2 separate regions of the Homo sapiens genome follow, and region 1 is linked to region 2. Evidence: chromatin contacts called from ENCODE Hi-C or POLR2A ChIA-PET data. All regions are on one chromosome and are shown on one strand. The core of a region is the stretch at or near the end of the contact, and the rest is flanking DNA. Distances in the headings are between cores, read along the strand shown. Region 1 holds the start of KLHL41 (kelch like family member 41). Region 2 holds the start of PHOSPHO2-KLHL23 (PHOSPHO2-KLHL23 readthrough).

The links. Hi-C counts contacts between places; a loop is a spot of excess contacts on that map. ChIA-PET counts read pairs that join two places held with the same protein, here RNA polymerase II (POLR2A). Pooled maps may share reads with other maps.
Region 1: a pooled map shows a loop between it and region 2 (3-fold over the local background). The contact joins the promoter of KLHL41 here to the promoter of PHOSPHO2-KLHL23 in region 2. A Hi-C loop is called at or near these places in 1 of 50 pooled maps. POLR2A ChIA-PET finds 5 or more read pairs at or near these places in 2 of 52 experiments (Panc1 and T-cell).

Annotation. Positions count from the first base shown.
Region 1 is chr2:169,506,288-169,511,900 of GRCh38, forward strand. KLHL41 (kelch like family member 41) reads left to right here and starts at 3,415. Exons shown (of 6, transcript NM_006063.3): 1 at 3,415-4,601. The coding sequence starts at 3,492. BBS5 (Bardet-Biedl syndrome 5) reads left to right here. Exons shown (of 12, transcript NM_152384.3): 12 at 1-368.
Region 2 is chr2:169,692,188-169,697,296 of GRCh38, forward strand. PHOSPHO2-KLHL23 (PHOSPHO2-KLHL23 readthrough) reads left to right here and starts at 2,282. Exons shown (of 5, transcript NR_144936.2): 1 at 2,282-2,435; 2 at 3,028-3,060. It overlaps CFAP210 (cilia and flagella associated protein 210), which reads right to left and starts at 2,218. Exons shown (of 9, transcript NM_001085447.2): 1 at 2,074-2,218. The coding sequence starts at 2,140. It overlaps PHOSPHO2 (phosphatase, orphan 2), which reads left to right and starts at 2,282. Exons shown (of 4, transcript NM_001008489.4): 1 at 2,282-2,435; 2 at 3,028-3,060. RefSeq lists an enhancer at 2,001-2,180 and a silencer at 2,311-2,590.

The DNA.
Region 1 (5,613 bases), core at 2,165-4,664, 180 kb before region 2:
CGTCTGGGAGGTGTACCCAACAGCTCATTGAGAGCGGGCGATGATGACAGTGGCGGCTTTGTGGAGTGGAGGTGGGGGGAAGGTGGGGAAAAGATTGAGAAATCGGATGGTTGCCGTGTCTGTGTAGAAAGAAGTAGACATGGGAGACTTTTCATTTTGTTCTGTACTAAGAAAAATTCTTACCCTAAAACTTAAAGTATAATAAAAAAAAAAAAACTTCAGTTTTCTAAAAATTATATTTAAAATTGTAATCAAAATGTACCTAGTTTATAAATGTTTATTTTGTACTTAATACCTGTAAAGTCTTAGTTTTCAGACATTAAGTGACTGTATCATGTTCGGTTTAATAAAGAATTTATGCAGCACCATTTAACGTTTTGAAAGTATTATTTAAAAGAAAAAGACTATTCTTACGGAATAATCAAAATTCTGCTTTCTTAATTGTAAAAATCTGGTTTAAATATCCCATGGCTCCTGGCCAGGCATGGTGGCTCGTGCCTATAATCTCAACACTTTGGGAGGCCGAGGCAGGCAGATCACTTGAGGTCAGAAGTTTGAGACTAGCCTGGCCAACATGGTGAGACCCGTCTCTACTAAAAATATAAAAATTAGCTGGGCGTGTGGTGGGCACCTGTAGTCCCAGCTACCTGGGAGGGGCACGAGAATCACTTGGACCTGGGAGGTGGAGGCTGCAGTGAGCCAAGGATCGCACCACTGCACTCCAGCTTGGGCAACAGAGCAAGACTCCATCTCAATAAATAAATAAATAAATAATCACATAGCTCCAAATGTAAACCAACTCTAATACAAATTGTAATCCTTAAACCTGTCATTTTTGTAAAAACTAAAAATTACAACTAACTCTGGAATACATCAACCCCCCCCTTTAAAGTGCTTTGGATGCTATTTTGTAAGAATTTCAATGTAGTTTTGGCAAGAATACATTTACTTTGTAAGAAAATAGCTTTGTTTATTAACTTTCTCTTTGTATTTATTGAAACTTCTTTGAATTTTCAAAAATAGGATATTATTTTTCTCATTTCTTGGTTAGGTAAGACTTGTTGACCTCTCTAGGATCATTCGGTGTTTTTGACCACTGTTTCCGTGTAAAACACATTGTAAGGAATCTTTTTCAAATAATTGAAATTAGCCAAAGGAGCCCTCTTCTTCCAGAGGGAAAAGTATGTAAAAACATTTAAAATAAGATGCAAGTCTGTGTACAACCATAGACATACAGTACAACCAAGTGCTAACCTAAGTTTATTAAAAATCAACAAAAGCTACAAATTGGCTTCTTCATTTAAATGGAAAAGGATTTCTACATTTTAAGGGTTGGAATTATAATAAACCACCTTTAAGACGAGGGGAAAGAATGTATGAAAAATTTGTACTGGTCACAGATAAAATGCTGCCATAACTATTGTTTAAATATTGTTTTTTTCAAGCAAAAGAGACTATAAAATTGCTGACTAGTAAGGAATAATCTCAAATGTCATATGATGTTTGCATCTGACTCATTAATCTTTTCAAATGTTAGATGTTACATGTAGAGAGAAATGAGTCATTTATTGTTTAAACAAGGAAGCAGCTGTTAGTTTTTTCTGGTGTGTTAAAACCTTTAGTGGCATCTATAAATGGAAAAAGAGTCAATGAGCTCTTCTTTCAGCTGTTGTTTTAGCAGCTGACAGTACCATTGACTTCACTGTGATGTAAAATAAAAGAAAAGGCCTTTACTCATGGATAGAGACCTTGAAGTTTAAAAATACATAATTCCTTGATCTGGGGCATTCATTCATTCAACAAATACTTATAAAGCACTCACGAAACCCCTACGCTATAGCATTTGAAAAGAACAGACACTCCCACAATCCCTGTCTTCATGGAATTTGTTTTTGGGGGTATGTGTAAAAATACCAACTTTTGAAATTACAGTATTTCTACAGCCCTACTTGAGTTCAGATAATGTGACAATATGACTGTGTAATAAAGTATTTAATGGGCCCAGTGCGGTGGCTCACACGTGTAATCCCAGCAATTTGGGAGGCCGAGGCAGGCGGATCGCGAGGTCAGCAGTTCGAGACCAGCCTGGCCAACATGATGAAACCCTGTCTCTACTAAAAATACAAAAATTAGCCAGGCATGGTGGCGGGTGCCTGTAATCCCAGCTACTCGGGAGGCTGAGGCAAGAGAATTGCTTGAACCCGGGAGGCAGAAGTTGCAGTGAGCCGAGACTGCGCCATTGTACTCCAGCCTGGGTGACAGAGCGAGACTCTGTCTCAAAAATAAATAAATAAATGAAAGTATTTAATGAAGTATATTATACCATCTATATATAAACAAAGGACCGATTTTCTTTCAAATCATTACTTCTACCTCCATAATTAATATGGTATTCTATTATAATCAACAGCCTACGTTATGTCCCCAGTTATATACTCTTTAAAAAAAGGGGGGGCTGTTCTCTATGACCATTGTAGGAGTTCATCTTGATTTTGCTGTGTTTAGTGATAACATTGTTCTCATGGGGTTATATCTGTTCTATTTTTCACGTTTTATTTAATGAATGATAATTTTTGATATTTAAAATTACAGATTATCTTTTGTGATCTTATTTGAATGTGTGTGGACTTTTTCGTTCCCTAGATTGACTTTTAATTATTTTTTCTGGCTCTGTGATTCCTTTTAACCTTTTGCTTTTATTTTACCTTATTATCGTTTGCCACATTAGATCATTTGTATGACAAGGCAGGATATGAATAAATAATTTTATAATTTAATTCAATATTAATTACAGTTTTTCCATGTAAGAATAATTTGGAATGTTTTAGAAAATTAGCAATTCCTCTGCATTTCTTTTTTCAATTATCATGGCAACATTAAAGGTTTTGTAAAACTAGTACAGAAGTAAACATCTTTAAGTTTACTACTTCTAAAAGAAATATCTATATCCCACTGTTCTGAGTAGAAAGTAAAAATTTGTATGTTAACAATTATTGGAAATGAGATCTTGCTTATGAGTATTCAAATGAACACATCTCATATTCTTGACCTTTGCATCATTAATTCAGAGAGCCAAGTAGCTTGACACTAGAACATATTTAGAGGAGTGACTCATTTTTATGATTCATTTTTCTGTTAATTCAATAAACATTTTCTTGTAGTAGCCTTTATTAGTATATCTTCTAATGTGTTATGTATTTTTAAGCTTTCAACTTCACTTAAATGTCTTGTTTCTTAGCTGTTTCCCTAGTGATTAAAAGTTCCAGTTGTTACTTTCAATCTATAACAGCTGCAAGAACAACTCTTCTTTCCAAGCCAGCTCTCCTAAATTCCCGTTGTTAGAGTTGGTATCTATATTTAGCTAGTGGGATTAAATTGCAAAGGCTTCAAGCTGGGCAAAGCACACTGATCTGCCTTTTTACAGCTAGACCTGTGTGCTGCAAGGAGCTAAGGCCTTCAGTGTCCCCTTCCTTACCCAGGTTTCTCACAGAATGGATTCCCAGCGGGAACTTGCAGAGGAACTGCGGCTTTACCAATCCACCCTTCTTCAGGATGGTCTAAAAGATCTCCTGGATGAGAAAAAATTCATCGATTGCACCCTAAAAGCAGGTGACAAAAGTCTTCCTTGCCACAGATTGATTTTGTCAGCTTGTAGTCCTTACTTCCGTGAGTACTTTTTATCTGAAATTGATGAGGCGAAAAAAAAGGAGGTAGTGCTAGACAATGTGGATCCTGCTATACTTGATTTAATCATCAAATACCTGTACTCTGCCAGTATTGATCTCAATGACGGAAATGTGCAAGATATTTTTGCATTGGCCAGCCGCTTTCAGATCCCCTCAGTGTTTACTGTCTGCGTTTCTTATCTTCAGAAAAGACTTGCTCCTGGTAACTGTCTAGCCATCCTAAGATTAGGACTTCTTCTTGACTGCCCGAGACTCGCCATTTCTGCCCGTGAATTTGTGTCTGATCGCTTTGTACAGATTTGTAAGGAAGAGGACTTTATGCAACTGTCTCCACAGGAACTGATCTCAGTCATTTCAAATGACAGCCTAAATGTAGAAAAAGAAGAAGCAGTATTTGAGGCAGTGATGAAATGGGTGCGAACAGACAAGGAAAACAGGGTTAAAAACCTTAGTGAAGTGTTTGATTGTATCCGTTTTCGCCTTATGACAGAAAAATATTTTAAGGATCATGTTGAGAAAGATGATATAATTAAAAGCAACCCAGACCTCCAGAAAAAAATCAAAGTTCTAAAAGATGCTTTCGCAGGCAAACTCCCAGAACCTAGCAAAAATGCCGCGAAGACTGGGGCTGGTGAGGTGAATGGTGATGTTGGTGATGAAGATTTACTTCCTGGTTACCTGAATGACATTCCCAGGCATGGAATGTTTGTAAAAGACCTCATCCTCTTGGTTAATGACACAGCAGCAGTGGCTTATGACCCCACGGAAAATGAATGCTACCTTACTGCACTGGCTGAGCAGATTCCCAGAAATCATTCCAGCATTGTTACCCAGCAAAATCAGATATATGTGGTAGGAGGACTATATGTGGATGAAGAAAATAAGGATCAACCTCTACAGTCATACTTCTTCCAGGTAAGAAGGACTTTTTGTATATGTAGTTGCTTAAAGGGAAGGCTGTTACTCACCATCCAGTTAGCCAATTTGTGAATTATTCAAGCTGCTTGCATTTTACTCTAATTGATGTCCTATTCCAGTCCCTTGCACTTTTGCTGTATAGAGCGTTGACAGAAAAATATTTGACTGCTTTGTTAATGTGTAATAAAAAGTTTGGTGAATAATGAGGTTCTAATTCATGTTTAATGACTTAAGATGTTCTTTATACTATTTTACCAAAAATGCCTTGTTTATAGATGATCGTGACTGTAATCCCTCAAAGCCCAGTATTTTAGTAAAAACTAAATTTATTTTTTCTTAGCAGAGATGGGCTCTCACTATGTTGCCCCGGCTGGTCTCGAACTCCTGGGCTCAAGCAATACTCCCAGTTTGGCTTCCCAAAGTGCTGGGATTACCGGTGTGAGCCACCACCCCCTGCTGTAAAAACTAAATTTAATCTTGTATACTCTTACCTATTAAAAATAGTTAATGTCTTTCCCCAAATAGTTTCCCTAAATCAAAGTTCTTATCCATTATAAAGAAGTAATAATTGGTCAGATTTTCTTTTTTAATTTCTTTTTCTTCTTCATCTGCTGGCAGCTCTAAATTGGTCAGATTTTCTACCTTCTTCCAAGTTTCCCTGAACTTCATTTGAAGTTCTTGGAGGTAGCACTTCATCTCTTATTTATGGTTACTGCCTAAAATATAATTTTGTTGAAAATGAAAAAAACTTGTATATATATTCCACACACTTTGGATTATCTTCTAGGAAAAACTGTCTACACAAAAGTCGCTAATTTGAATTAATTATAGTTAGAAATTTTTATTATATCACATTTATTTGGATCAGAGATACATTTAGACATTATTAGAACTTAACAATCTGTTTTGTGAAACCACAGAATTTTCCAAGAAAATTAATTCTCCTAAACCAATATACCCTTAGTTGTTTGAAAGGAATTTGTCTTATATTATCAATGTGTTATACTTT
Region 2 (5,109 bases), core at 1,032-3,531:
ACTGATCCTTTTAAGATTTTCGGTCAGCTTGTTGTTTGCCTCCCAACTGTATCACTGCCTGCCTGTTTCATGCTGTTATAACAGAATACCTGAGACTCGGTAATTCATAAGGAATAGAAATTTATTGGCTTATGGTTCTGGAGGCTGAGAAAGCTAGTATCGAGGTGCCAGCATCTGGCAGGGGCCTTCTTGCCGCATCATAACATGATGGAAGGCATTACATGGCAAAAGGGCAAAGAGAGGGCAACAGGCGCACGCACACACACACACACACACACACACACACACACACACCACACAGAGACAGAGAGAGAGAGAGAGAAAGAAGAGGGCCAACTTTCCCACTTTTATAATGAACCCATTCCCCAGATAATGGCATTAATCCCTTTACTCTGCCCTCATGGCCTATCACCTCTCATTAGTCCCTACCTTCCAACATTTTTACATTGGGGATTAAGTTCCCACACATGCCTCTGATAGCTGTGATATTTAAAATTGCCACTGAACATTTGACAAACATACTTGGTGAGTTTGAAGTCAGACTAAATAACAATAAGCCTCATGAGTGAGATTTTCCAAGGAACTATCAAACATGTCGAATAATAACAGTTGTCTGGCTTTGGAGTGGGTCAAATTCTGTTTTGTCCCCTCTACCAGTTGCTAAGTCACTATTTTTCACTGTGATTACTGTGGTTATCTAGGCTGACACGGGGCTGGGAGAAAAGTATAGGACTATGGCAAGTTAAAATGCCAAAAACCTTGCTGTTGTTACAAAAATCCAGCTGTTTTTCTTTAGTAAACACTCTACAAATTGTTGCAAGCCTTTGGTTAATTTCCAGAGTTCTGAAAAAGTCGATATTGATGATTTTTGCCACTGTTCTTGTTGATTTTATGGAGGAGAGGATTTCAGGCATAGATCCTATTTCACCATTCTGGCTGATGTCATCCCACTAAATCTTTATAAATTATTTATTTTACTAATAGCTGCACACATCTCTGAACCTCTCTCCAACTTAGCCTTCCCCTAAAAATGGAGATTAAAATTTAGCAGTGAGGCTCAGGTGGAAGCTTTTGAGCTAGTTGCCACAAAACATTATTTAACAACTATTAGGTAAATCTAAACCAGGTAGTGCAGAAATGCATATGCAGGAAAGTGAATGTGTGGGACTAATTGTGCTTTTCCAAAACTGGCCATGTTGGTACTGTTTCTTTCCTTTTACATGGCAAAAGTCCGCTGCTAACCTCATAAAACCTCCACTGCATAAATATCCACTAGTGAAGAATGACTGGCTGTCACTCTGCATCTGGTGCAGGGGGCACTATTGCTACAGAAGCTCGGGCAATGACATGAAGATACTTCAAATTGCCAAAGTTCTAGTTGTCACCATGACAACATTAATTGCTAATTTACAGACGTAAGAAACTGTTGTAGCTAGAATTGATAGAGTTCTTTAGAAGTCTATTTCTATTCCAAAATCAAATTGTTATAACAGGTCACCTGAATTACAGTACTTTATGTCACACGATTTTTTTTTAACTCTCTAAAAGCATTTGACTTAGAGAGAGACCTTATATTTACTTTAGAGAGGAGGAAATGGAGATATTTCCTTCAGAGACTTTTAGTAAAGACCAATCAGCAGGTTTGCAGAAGAGCCAAGCCTCTAAAGAGGTGACTTATATTTCCAAGAGATATTCCAATTCAATCAGTGAATAACAAACTTTAAGCGTGCGGGAAATTTAACAAAACCCAGACTCTCAGAGCTGCAACTGCGCAGTTTTAGGTCAGCTGGGGCTGGGGGTGGGGGTCTCTGATTTCCTATCTTTTCTCCACCCCTATTTCTGTAAACATTCTCCCACCCACTTCCACTCCCCGTTTCCCTCCTTCACCCATTCACCTGAGGGCAAGACGGCCTAACTTCACACAGAGCCCAAAGATGCTTATTGAGGATGCTTTCGACCTGGTGGAGTCCATTTCAAAAGGCAACTGAAGCCCTCATTCGGCATCCTCGCCTCTCACTCCATGCCGGGGGTCCAGAAACAATCCCTGTCCCTGGATAGGTCAGTTTAGCTCACCTGTACTTTCCTTCGCCCGTCCACAGCGCCGTCCAAACCGTACCAGCATCTCTGACGAGGTGTCCATGATGCTCCTAGATCTGGAAAAGTGACTGTGGCGCCAAGCGCCGCGGACGCCAGCCGGTGGAGTTGTTACTCGTACCACGCGGTTGCTTGGCAACGCCGCCGGAAGTGACGCCAGCCGTAGCCGAGGAACAAGGGAGGTGCTGCAGTTGGCGGTCGGGCTAGAGAAGAGAGGCGCCTGCGCTTGCGAGCTGGGCTTGTGAGTGGGGCTGCCGAGAGGGCAGGCGTGGGGCGAGGCCAAAGGACTGAACCCGCAGGAGCGTCACGGGCGCCGGGGCGGCTGCCGACGGCGGGACTGGGTCAGTGAGAAGCCCGTGGGCCCCCGCCCTGCCTGCTACTCCCATCCCCACCTGCGCGCTCCCCATGGGGGACGACCCCCGATTGGGTCCGATGCCTACCCTCGGGGTGGAGCCGGCAGGTGTGTGAGCGCGCGAGGCCTAGGCGTGGTGTGTGCGTCCGCAGATCTCCTCGCGGGTGGAGTGTGAGGAGCAAAGCCCTCCCTTAACTATAAAAACCCGCGGATTCGCTGACATAAACGCTGTTTTTTTAATCCTTTGGTTTCTGAGGCATGGTCAGGACTAGATGGGGCCAAGTTTTTTAAAAATAGGAATGTTAAAACGTAATGATATGCTTAGAATATTTACGTTAGGACCTTTGAGATATTTTAAATTTCTTGGTAAATACATGACCACAGAAATCTGTTAGGAGTAGCTGCGCGTTTGGTTTCAAAAGATGCTTTTCTAACACATTGATGTACAGATAACTTCATTACTAACAAGTTGGCTCTGACGTGTACACATAATGCACCAAATTGGAGTCTCTCAAAATGAAAGAACAAAAAGATTTTTAATAACGAATGTTCTAACACATAGTCGTGCTATTTTTCTTTAGGTTTTCTATCAGATGTTCCACGTAATAATGCTGGTAAGTATGGAATAATTAAGAAAATATTTGAAGACAGAAATTAGTTTGTGCACATACAGCGCTGGTAGGTTTTTGGAACTATACCTTAAAAAGTGTCAAGAACTGGGGGCCAGGCGCGGTGGCTCACGCCTGTAATCCCAGCACTTTGGGAGGCCGAGGCGGGCGGATCACGAGGTCAGGAGATCGAGACCATCCTGGCTAACACGGTGAAACCCTGTCTCTAGCAAAAATACAAAAAAATTAGCCAGGCGTGGTGGCGGGCGCCTGTAGTTCCAGGTACTCTGGAGGCTGAGGCAGGAGAATGGCGTGAACCTGGGAGGCGGAGCTTGCAGTGAGCCGACCATCGTGCCACTGCACTCCAGCCTGGGCGACAGAGCGAGACTCCGTCTCAAAAAAAAAAAAAGTTTCAAGAACTGGGAAGGAACAGAGATTTTTACCCTGTTTGCAGGCTAACTTAGCCTGGCAGTTTCATGGAAGACACAAGACTATTCATTTCAGGAATGAATTACTCCCAGCAGTAGCCAGTAAATCAGCAATTTCGCCTGAGTTCCCTAAAGCCCCAGTTCCCACAGGATAATGCAAAGTGGGCAAGAAGTCACCTAGATGTAGTGTGTGTCGAATTACAGGAAAGGAGCCCTGAGCTTAGGGAACCCAGATCTTTATCATTTGGACAAATAAGCATGTTTCTCAAGGCTGTCCAGTGTACAAACATCCTTGAGACAATAGTCTAGAGGAAAGGGCAGTCAGTAAGACATGCAGAACCACCAGAGACGCAGGGAAAATTGTCTCCCAACAACAATTTTCTGGAATTTTAACAAAATTGGTTACAAAAGTATTGAATCTCATGATTTGATGTCAGTTACTTGCCAATTTGACATGGTGGTCAGATATAATTTGACTTCAGACTCGAGATTCCAGCTCCAACCTGTGGATTGTCACAACCAAGTCAATCTAGAGTTATTTGTCCTATACCCACCACTCTTTTATTTCTTTGTTGTGAATTTAATAAGGTAGCATATGCACTCTGATCTGAAACAGAGTTTAAATTATTCTGAGAAGAAAAAAATTTTATTACAAAATTGATGTAGAAAAAGTGTGAACTACGGTTGAACCAACCATAACCATCCCACTGCACATGTAAACATTTTCTAAAACAAAAACAGGATTATACTGTACACACTATTTTGTGACTTGCTTATTTAATTTGAACTGAATATCTTGGCTTTTACTGGCTGGATATTCTGTTATTTGCTATCACATGCATATCTTACTTAATTATTTCCCAATTCTTGGATGTCTGTGTAGTTTTTAATTTTCATTATTGTGTAAAGTATGCAGGATATTGTTACACTATGGAAACATTGCAGACATACCAAATAGACATAGATTGTGCTTTTGAAGAGAACAGTTAACTTTTTGGAATTTTAACAAATTGGTTTCAAAACAGATTCACATTCTTAAAACTAAATCTTTGTTCATATTCTTAATTTTTGGAGACATTTTAATTTCTAGTACAGCACTAAATGTCTATTGACAACAGAATGTGGAACTCCTCTATTATTAAACAAGTACAAAGAAAAAATGGACTCTGAAAATCTCAATCAGCTTAACACTGATTTTATCCACTGGACAAAAACTTATTTTCACATAACATTTCTTATTTTCGACACCAAGTCGATACCAAGTGGAAAGCAAAACTTTGTTCTCCTATTGCCAAAAGATGCTTTTCTGACATTAGAAAAACAACATAATTAGAAAATACAAAAAAAAAAATTTTTTTTTTTTTGACACGGAGTCTCGCTCTGTTGCCCAGGCTAGAGTGCAGTGGCGCGATCTCGGCTCACTGCAAGCTCCGCCTCCCAGGTTCATACCATTCTCCTGCCTCAGTCTCCCAAGTAGCTAGGACTACAGGTGCCCGCCACCACGCCCAGCTAATTTTTTGTATTTTTAGTAGAGATGGGGTTTCACTGTGTTAGCCAGGATGGTCTCCATTTCCTGACCTCGTGATCCCCCGCCTCGGCCTTCCAAAGTGCTGGGATTACAGGCGTG